Linked DNA regions of Homo sapiens: region 1 is linked to region 2. Evidence: chromatin contacts called from ENCODE Hi-C or POLR2A ChIA-PET data. All regions are on one chromosome and are shown on one strand. Each heading gives the region's core, a stretch centred on a gene start or an enhancer-like site at or near the end of the contact. The rest is flanking DNA. Distances are from core to core; before and after follow the strand shown. Region 1 overlaps LOC105371984 (a long non-coding RNA gene). Region 2 has its middle 140 kb from the start of VAPA.

What was found. Hi-C counts contacts between places; a loop is a spot of excess contacts on that map. ChIA-PET counts read pairs that join two places held with the same protein, here RNA polymerase II (POLR2A).
Region 1: a loop to region 2 is called in a map of tibial artery, with 19 times the contacts of the local background. The contact joins two enhancer-like sites. A Hi-C loop is called at or near these places in 4 of 168 maps with a recorded cell type or tissue (aorta, chondrocyte, endothelial cell of hepatic sinusoid and 1 more). POLR2A ChIA-PET finds 5 or more read pairs at or near these places in 2 of 52 experiments (A549 and Panc1).

The regions. Positions count from the first base shown.
Region 1 is chr18:10,091,341-10,096,345 of GRCh38, forward strand. It overlaps LOC105371984 (a long non-coding RNA gene), which reads left to right. Exons shown (of 3, transcript XR_935137.3): 2 at 1,573-1,850; 3 at 2,520-2,554. Among named protein-coding and RNA genes, the nearest start is that of VAPA, 180 kb to the left of the region's middle. Within about 2 kb of position 3,016, at least 2 of the 41 ENCODE cell types and tissues checked have a DNase peak (open chromatin) inside an H3K27ac peak, as active enhancers do.
Region 2 is chr18:10,047,289-10,052,481 of GRCh38, forward strand. No RefSeq gene overlaps it. Among named protein-coding and RNA genes, the nearest start is that of VAPA, 140 kb to the left of the region's middle. RefSeq lists a silencer at 4,964-5,193. Within about 2 kb of position 2,593, at least 3 of the 41 ENCODE cell types and tissues checked have a DNase peak (open chromatin) inside an H3K27ac peak, as active enhancers do.

The DNA.
Region 1 (5,005 bases), core at 1,766-4,265, 44 kb after region 2:
CAAGCCGCACAGCAGGAGGTGAGCAGCAGGAGAGCAAGCAAAGCTTCATCTGCATTCATAGCTGCTCCCCTCCCCGCCTCGAATTACCGCCTGAGCTCTGCCTCCTGTCAGATCAGTGGCAGCACTGGATTCTCATAGGAGCACGAACCCTATGGTGAACTGCGAATGCAAGGGTTCTAGGTTGCGCACTTTTTTTTGCTCTTTTTTTTGAGACAGTCTTGCTCTGTCACCCAGGCTGGAATGCAGTGGCACGATCTTGGCTTACTGCAACCTCCACCTCCTGGGTTCAAGTGATTCTCCTGCCTCAGCCTCCTGAGTAGCGGGGATTATGGGCACCTGCCACCACGCTCGGCTATTTTTTTTTATTATTGTTTTTAGTGAAGACGGGGTTTCACTATGTTAGCCAGGCTGGTTTCGAACTCTTGACCTCAAATGATCCATCTGCCTCGGCCTCCCAAAGTGTTAGGATTACAGGAATGAGCCACCGTGCCCAGCCTAGTTGCATACTTCTTATAAGAATCTAATGCCTGATGATCTGTCACTGTCTCCCATCATTCCCAGATGGGACCCTCTAGTTGCAGGAAAACAAGCTCAGGGCTCCCACTGGTTCTACATTATGGTGAGTTGTATAATTATTTCATTATATATTTCAATGTAATAATAATAGAAATAAAGTGCACAATAAATGTAATGTGCTTGAATCATCCCGAAACCATCCCCCTCGCCCCCTGGTCCGTGGAAAAATTGTCTTCCATGAAATCAGTCCCTTGTGCCAAAAAAGTTAAGGACCACTGGCTTATGGGACCTAACTCTGACTATGTGAATGCAATGTCCTGTGTTTTTTTAAAAGTAATTTGTATTTATTTTAGTTGAAAAATAAAGATTATATCTATTTATTGTGTATGACATTTTAAAATATGCATACATTGTGGGATGGCTAAATTGAGCTAATTAACATGTGCATTATCTCACATAATCTTTTTTGTGGTGAGAACACTTAAAATCTACTCTCAGCAATTTTTAAGAATACAATACCAAGTTATTAACTATAGTCACCATGTTATACAACAGATTGCTTGAACTCATTCCTCCTGTCTAACTGAAACTTTGTTTCATTTCGCCAACATCTCCCTCTCTTACTTCCTACTCAATGCCCTGTGTTTTTTTAAGGCAAGAAGTTTGGGTAGTGACTGTATATTCTGCAAAATCCCTGTGGACTAGACAGGTGAAGGCCAGTGTTGATTGGGAGCCTGAGATTAGGAGGGCAGAGACCTCCGTTCCCCTTGGATCCAGGTTGGATGGAAAGTATCAGATGTCAGGCAGATCACTGGTTTACAGCCAGCAAAATTACCTGGGGAGCTTTAGAAAGTACTGATGCTTGGATTCCATTCCAGCAAAACTAAATCAGCATCCCAGCAGGTGGGAGGGGGGCCCAAGCATCATGGGTCTTAAGAGAGCTGCCCAGTAAGGCTTGAGAAATACCCTTAGAGGGCTCAGGGGGATGGACAGTGTCTCCCCCGCCCCAAATTCATGTTCACCCAGAACCTGAGGACGTGGCCCTATTTGGAATAGGGTCCGTGAAGATGTGATGAAAGACAAGTTCATACTGGAGCAGAGTGGGCCCCAAGTCCAGGGACTGCTGTCCTTCTAAGAAGAGCAGAGGACACAGATGTGCACGGAGAAGAAGGCCGAGTGAGGATGGAGGGCGAAGGGTGGGAGCTACGGGGCCACAAGCCACAGGACAGCTGAGGCCACTGCAGGCTGAAGAGGTGAGGAAGGATCTCTCCCAAGCCTTCAACAGGAGCAGGGCCCTGCAGACACCTTGATTTCAACTTCCAGCCTCCAGAAAGGTGAGAGATGTCATTTCTGTGGTTTCAAGCCAGCCTGTTGTGGCATTTATTACAGCAGCCCTGGGAAACTGAAATGAGCAGTTTCCAATCCCTGACTATGGCCTTTCCCGAAGGGGCAAACAGATTTGTATCCAAAGACCCTCATCAAGGGCTCCCATTCTCACAGGAGGGGAGCAGAGTTCAGGCAACAGAGACTGAGATTCCCACAGTGAGGGGCACTCCAGGGGTGGTAAGGCTGCATGGATGTCTAATGAAAGATGTCCTAGTGGAAAGCGGAGACTTAGGGTCTAGTGGTGTGAGGAGTGTGACTACCGTTGGCCTCTCAGAGCAGACACAGGCACAGGCATAACTGCTCACGTGCAGTGAGGCTGACCCCGCAGAGTACGGCTCTGCACTGCGTAACAACATTTCAGTCAGTGATGGACTAAGTATACGACAGTGGTCCCATAAGATTATAATGGAGCTGAAAACCTTCTATCACCTGGTGATGTAGCCGTCATGACATCATAGCACAATGCATTGCTCACATGTTTCTGGTGATGCACTGCCAGTCATTCAAAAGTCGAGCACATGCAATTATGTACAGCACATAATGTTTGGTAATAATCATAAGCGGCTATGTTACAGGCTTGTGTATTTATTATATGACACTTTTAATCATTATTTTAGAGTGTACTCCTTCTACTTACCAAAAAAAAAAAAAAAAAAAAGGAACTGTAAAGCAGCCTCAGGCGGGTCCTTCAGGAGGTATCCAGAAGAAGGCATTGTGATCCCAGGAGATGACAGCTCCATGCATGTCACTGCCCTGAAGACCTTCCAGTGGGACAAGATGTGGAAGAGGAAGACAGTGATACTGATAATACTTCTAAAAATAGAAAAAAGCTTATAGAATAACAATGTACAGAAAGAAAATATTTTTTGTATAGCTATAAAATGTGTGTTTTAAGCTAAATGTAATGAGTCAAACAGTTAAAAATATTTAAAAGTTGATAAAGTAAAAAGTTACAGTAAGCTGTTTCATTTATTTTTGAAGAAAAAAATTTAAAAAATAAATGCAGTGTAGCCTAAGTCTCCAGTGTTTCTAAAGTCTATAGTAGTGTACAGTAATGTCCTAGCTTTCCCATTCACTCACCACTCACTCACTGACTCACCCAGGACTGCCAGCCCTGTAAACTCCTGTAAACAGATGGTCATATAGTTGCTCGTGGGGTCACCTTGTCCTTGCTCTGCCTGACTCTGTGCCCAGCTCATCTTCCTGGCTGCTGGCTCAGCTGGCCTCCCATGGTCTCCTCCTTGCTCTGTTTTTTGCTGACCCCCTTGGTGAATGGATGTTCCTGGATTCCTAGAAGCTCTGGCAAGTTCTGACTTGTAAGTTCCCTATATAAGTGTATCATAATTTTGTCTTTTATACCACATTTTTATTGTATCTTTCCTATATTTAGATCTGTTTAGATACACAAATACTCATGATTGTGTTATAAGTGTCCATAGTATTCAAGACAGTAACATGCTGCCCAGGTTTGTAGCCTAGGAGCAATGCCATACCATATAGCTTAGGGTGTTGTAGGCTGTACCATCTAGATTTGTGTAAGGGCACTCTGTTTGCACAATGATGAAATCACCTAAAGACGCATTTCTCAGAATGTATCCCTGTTGTTAAGCAATGCATGACTGTATATACTGTAAATTTCCCTCTTACCCTTCTCCAAAGGCATGTGGCAGCTATTTGTCAGGTAACTGTGCATTGAGGAAAGGGGAAGTGATGAGACTTTGAGGGTTTATTGGACTCAAAAGGCTACTATGATACATTAGCCAGAGTAGGAAATTTTTGGGGTCTGGAGTCATGGAGTTTTGACTCAGGTCTATTTCATCTTGTGCCGAGTGTGTCTCTGAACCCATCCTATGCTTACATCCCTGGTTTTGGAATATGTAACTGGAATAGACATAACAACTGTCAGACTCCCCTCATTGTTTCCCTGACCCATGGAATGACCCAAGGTCTACTATAATGGGAAGGACCAAGTGGAAGATTCTAGAGCTTCCTCTACCTCTTCAAATATTAATCCAAAAGCATTATACCCTTCCTGGAAGGACTGCAGAGATTAGTGCCACTCTTAAGAACTTGAAAGTCAGCGTTAGAGAATCCTACCATATTTCCATTTACCTTGTCTATTTGGCCTGTGCAGAAGGTAGATGGATTTTTAGGAACAAACGTGGATTACTGTAAACTTAATCTGGTGGTGAATCCAATTGCAGATGTGTATTGTTTGCACATCACCTCCAGCTGGTTTGCAGCTCTCAAGCTTGCAGATTTTCCCCACTCTTCACCTGTTGGTAAAGATCACCAGAAGCAGTTTGTCTTCAGTTGGCAGGGCTAGCAATACACCTTCACTGAACTAACTCAGGGTTATAGCAGCTCTCTGGTCCTCTGTCATAATCTAATTCACAGGGATCTTGACTGCCTCTCCATTCCATGGGACATCGTGCTGGTCCGCTCCATTGAAGATAATTGATGATATCATGCTGATTGGACCTGGTGAGCAGGAAGTGAGTTGAGGGGAAACTGACCTAGACACTTTGAAAAGACATATGTGTAACAGAGGGTAGAAATAAGTCCCACAAAAATTCAGGGGCCTTCCATCTCAGTGAAAAGGTATAGGAGTCTCATGTTCCAAGGCATTTTAAAAATCCCTTCCAAGGTGAAAGGTGAGTTTCTGTATCTAGAATCTTCTCTAGAAAGAAATGCAAAATCTAATGGGCCTTTTTTGGATCTTAAAGACAATATATACCTCATTTGGTCATGTCACTCTGAGCCATTTGTTGAAGCACCCAGAAAGGCTGCCAGTTTTGAGTGGGTCTCCTAACAAAAGAAGGCTCCGCAAGAGACGTCTCTGCAAGTTGCTCCACCACTTTGGCCATGTGACACAACAGATTCGATGACACTTGATGCGTCCCTGACTGGTTGCTATACTGTGACATTGGCAGGCTCCTATCAATGAAGCATACAGCAAGTCTTTAGGAGAAGCATAGCTCTACCATTCTCTGCAAATAACTATTTTTTCTTTTGATAAATAGCTTCTGACTTGTTACAGGGCCGTAGAAAAGACTGAACACTTGACCATAGGCCACCACATGATCCAAACTGTCCAGCAAGA
Region 2 (5,193 bases), core at 1,343-3,842:
CTTGTTTTTAATCACTTCTAAGAGGTTTCTAGGGTGGCTTCAGGCATTTCTTCTTATTTTCAATCCCTACACCATCCTACAATGATTCCCCTTTTATGGATGCGAAATTGAGGATAAGGTCAGTTGGCTGAGTCATGCAAGACCACACAGCTGGTAAGCCGCTGAGCTGTGATTCAGATCCCAGGCTGTTTGACTCCGAAACCTGAAGGCTTTTATTTATAACGTTCTGATATTGCGGCCACAGACATCAAGCTGGCCATGAGAGAAATCACCATAAAGAGAGCCCTGCTCATGTAGGTTGCCTCTCCACGCATCAAGCAAGGGTGGCTTTGACTTTGGGAACTCTATTGGTACAAAGCAGTAAGCCCAGCCGTCGGCATGCAGAGCTGTTCCCATCTGTACCAACGAAGCCCAAAGCTTCCGAACGTATTCCATATCCACGCTGCAGCGCCTGTCTGCAGCGCCTGTGAATGCCAAAAGGCACTTCGGGCACGACTTTTGTAAAAAGGAGTATTTTCCAAGTTCAAGTTGAATAGATATTTTGGAAAATACATTCTGTAGGGTTCTTCTGGGGGTCATTTTGAGAAAATCTCACATACCCTTTTCTGTGGTCCCTTTTATTTAGTAACACATGCACGCACAGACACACGCATGTGCACAATGATGGCGGGCTGATGTGGCAAGTGTGCCTGACGCTTTCTGTTGGGTGGTCTTGAGTGTTGATACTAGAGTTTATGCAGCAGCTGGGTAATTAATTGTTGGAGAAATTGCCAAGGATATTTTCAAACAGAAGCCTTCCCCCACCGGCCAGTTACTGAATCGGGTGTGAAGGACTGAAAGACAGCCTCCTCCTCTGGCTGAGATGAAGCCTGACCCTCGACTCCTTGAGGACTCAGAGTCCCCCAGCCCTGTCCTTGTGTTCTCAGGACAAGAATATGCGAGATGCTATGTAATGGTGTGGAGACTTTAGAGACACAAACTAGATGCAGGTATTCAAATTAAAGGCATGAAATTGACTACAGAAGCCAGCTCTATTTAAGTTCACATAACTAACTAGGGGTTTTCAAACCTTAGGGTGTGTGAAGTCACTGTGAAGCTTGTTAAAATGGAGATTCCTGACTCCTACTCCCAGAGGGGTTCTGATTCAGTTGACCCGAGCTTCAGAAGTTTTAATTTTTAATAAGTAGCTCAGGTTCACACCAGAATTCCACCTGTCTGGCCAACTGGGCATGTCAGAAGAGGCACAACAGGTATACACAGGGGTGAACTTCCTGAGCTTTGGGCTTCCTAAATCAGACACATTACAACTTTATTTTAAGGAAAAAATGGAAAAATAACTTGAAAGGACCAAATGGAGAAATGGGTTGAAATTGTGGTTCATGAACATAATAAAGTATTGTGTGGCCAATAAAAATAACACAGGTACACTCATAATATGGAAACAAGAAAAAACATGCTCTCATGGTGATTACAGTGATGTGGGCAGATTATGGGGAGGTAATAACAGAAATAACCTGATTGTTCTCAATAGTATTTAATTTCCTCTACTCAATTATTTTGTAAAAGTCTTCAGTACAAGCTCAGTATGAAAATATTGTGTGTTTTGCATTTTGCATTAATACTGGGCTCTGTAACAAGTAGAAAGAAGATGTAATTCCTATCTACAAGAAGCCAATGGCTATAAGATGAGCAAAATGTCAAGAAATCTAGAGGTGGTGTAGAAAAATTGCAGACTTTTTGGCCAGAAGATTTGTGTTTAAGTTTCAACCTTAGTACCAAAGTGGACAACCACTGGCAAATATTTTAACCTCTCTTAGAGCCAGTTTTCACACCTTTCAAGTGAGAATAACAATAACTACTACCTTAGGAGTTGTGATAATGGTACATGAGGCTAATAAAAATAAACATACCTTATAAGCTATAAAATGCTATTAAATATAAATGTGTTTTCCGCAAAGCAAAACAGTGAAATGTCAACTTAAGAAAACTTTCCCCTTTAAGGTTTTTTCACTTATGAGATTAGAAACCCATCTTTGGCTTGATTAATAGTGAGTTCTTGCAATCAAGCATCTCTGAGACTTGTGTGTGTCAGACAGCAGAGAGGATACGATGGCATCCCAGGGTCAATCAAGCACAACGTGCACTGTGGTCCTGGCATGCACTATCAACTGAAGCTGTGTCCACCAACAAGCCCATGCTTGTCTTTGTCTGTAGAGGGTGATGGAAAAGCCCATTGGGGAGGGATGGACACAGTCACCTGGAGTGTCCATTCACTTTCCTCCTCCCCAATGCCCTGCACACAGATTGTGCATCCAGCTCTGGCTGTGGACCTGTGGTGTCGTGATGACCTGGGACAGAGAGCAGGAGGACGTTCCCTTTGGTGCCTCTCATTCCCTATGTGCTGGTTAGCACATCATTAGGCCTGATGGAAGGCTCTGCCAGGCCCTCCCCCACCGAGGGCCCCATCAACAGGTGAGTGGGGTCCATTTTGCTGGAAAGACTCTGGAAGGCTGGAGAAGAGACTGAGTGCTCTCTCTCTCTCCTATGGGAAGGCAGTGAGCTAGTGCCCTCTTGGGAATGCAGTGGGAGAACTCACCAGATGCTTCCAGCAAAGCCGGGAAGTGCTAGTGAATTACACGATGATTTCCACACTGTTTATCAAAGATCTTCTGCTCCAATATAAAGCTCCCAAATATGGTATTTCATGATGTGGCTGAGATGTGGCCAAGTGTCCAAGACACATAAATATTTATGAAATAAGCAAGCAAATGCACTTGGAAATGCATTTCTGCCTCAGTATTAATGCGGTGGTCATTGGCATTGATTCTCAAAGTGAGGCCATTTTATGGATCATTCCCAGCAGGGACTAAGAAAACATATCAATGTCCAGAACTTTTAAGATCCAGGAAGCACAGGGGGAGAGTAATATTTTCCAAGGGAAGGTAACATTTTTACACCCAGAGAGTCAGGAACCCCATTCAGTGCTGAGCACAGGAGAATTCAGAGGCATTAGCTTCTGTGAGACTTGGGTTCGAGTCCTAGCTTTGGTCCTCTCTGTGACTATGTGCAAAAACTCCACCTCTCTGAACTTCAGTTGCTTTGTCTATAAACGCTGTCCATGTCTCATGGGGTTATTGTGACGATTAGATGAGATAATATGTATAAAGTGTCTGGCCAATATCATGCACTCCTTAAATATTAGTTTTCCTTTTCCTTGAATTATTGTATTTGTTTTGAAAACCTTGGGTTCTACCAAATCTCACATTCCTTCCCCAGGACGTTCCTCTCAGTCCTGGTGTGTATATGCAGTGAAAGTGAATCCACATGGTCTTCACTTGTGTCTACTAAAAACATCAAAATGTTATTCCAGAAGATTTGTTTGATGTTCAAAATACTAAAGCGGCAGCACTGAGTGGCATGCTCTGAAGATGCCTGTCTCGCTGGATTTTAAAGTGGCACCAGTCAATGCCTTTAGCATCCCTCCACTTACAGTGGTCCTAGAGATAACATGGGCTTATAAAATAGCAAAGCCTGGCACATGATTGCACTTTTTGCTGTAAAATGCTTTCACAAATATTTTCCCATTTAATCACAAAACAGCTCTGTGTGTGTGTGTGATCAATGCAATTGTTGTCCAGCCTTACAGATGGGTTTAAGTAGAATCTCAGAGGTTTCACGCCACTTGTCTAAAGGCAAAAAGCTGATAATTGGCAATAGTAGGTTTCAGATCATATTTTCAAAGGTAGAGCATCCCACAGCCACCTGGAGCCTAGAAATTAGAGGCTGTTCAACATGATTCATCTCTCCCTTTGCCTTACTTTTTCTTGGTTTCCTATGGGAATTTCCACAGGGGTTTTAGCATTTAGAAAGATCTCGTGGATTCATTGCTCAATGAGCAAAGTCACTGAGGGCCGGGCTCAGTGAAAATTTTGCAGGCTGAATAATTAAAAAAAAATCTGGGAAGGATCACAAAATTGAGGGCCAAATGGGACCTTCAGAGGTGCTCTCATTCCTGGAGGCATTCAGGATTTCATTCCACAATTTTGATTGCAGTCCTGCTGTGTGCCGGGCTCTGTGCAGAATCATGACAGCCAGTGTCAACCATGGTGGATGTAGTCCTAGTTGTCAGGACTTTAGGGCCAGTCTTCAGCCAGCCCTCTAAGTTCACAGGTGAAGGAAGAGACCTGAAGAAGGGAAATTACCTTGCTCCAGGCCACGTGGCTGGTTAGAGGCAGATTCACACTCGTCCAACTCCGGCTAAGCTTCACCCCACTCCCACCAAGGCCACTGAATTTAGAAGAGAAAAGACACCCAACGCAACTCTTTCCTCTATGTAGCAGTGGGAAAAGTACAAACGCCCATCTTCCTGGAGAGCTGTCCCAAAGCTTTGGATTTTTCCTCTGATCGCTATGACATGGTTCATAGTGTCCACTTGATGGGTACTCGTGGAAGGAAAATCAGACGTGTTTCCATGGTCCTCACCTGGTGGCTAGGTCTGGGTCCCACTTGCTCTCAGCAAGTGGCCAATGCCACCCCTATGGTCCTATGGGGGCTGGGGAAGCCTCTCAGTGCGCACTCCCCGGCCACCTCTTCATACTTGGGAAGGTCCAGTGTGCCCTGAGCCCCATTGCTCCTGTCTCTGCTTGGGACCACTGCTTTCCAGGGGAGGAAGGCCAGCTCCAAGGAAAGTTCAGATTATTTTAGGTGGGGCCTCATAAACCCAGGAAACAGGAAAATAACCAAAAGAAAAAAAATCCCCCTGCACAGATGGGGGATTGGTCCTAAAACATCAGGCCCTGTTCTGTCTAAATCAAGACATCTGGTCACTTTTTTTCGGCAGGACAAAGACTCTTTTTTTTCCCAAGCCAGGATTTTATGTCTTTAATCTTTTCCAGAAGAAAAGAGTTCTCATTACGTCTGCATCTTATCACATCACTGTATATCATAAAGATGCCGTTATCGCCTCTTCCTTCTGATTAACTGGCCCTGAGTGATTCTAGCCAGTGTTATTAGCTGTGCTCTAAAAACAATGACACTAGTATCACCCAGCCATCAACAGAGGTCAGCTTCATAGGCACTGTTGAGTAATCCACAAGAATCTCTGCAAGCTTTTCATAATAAACAATGACGAGAACGGTTCTTTGTCCAAACCATGGCTAAGAGAGCCTTTCTGCGCAGATATGCTTTGGCACC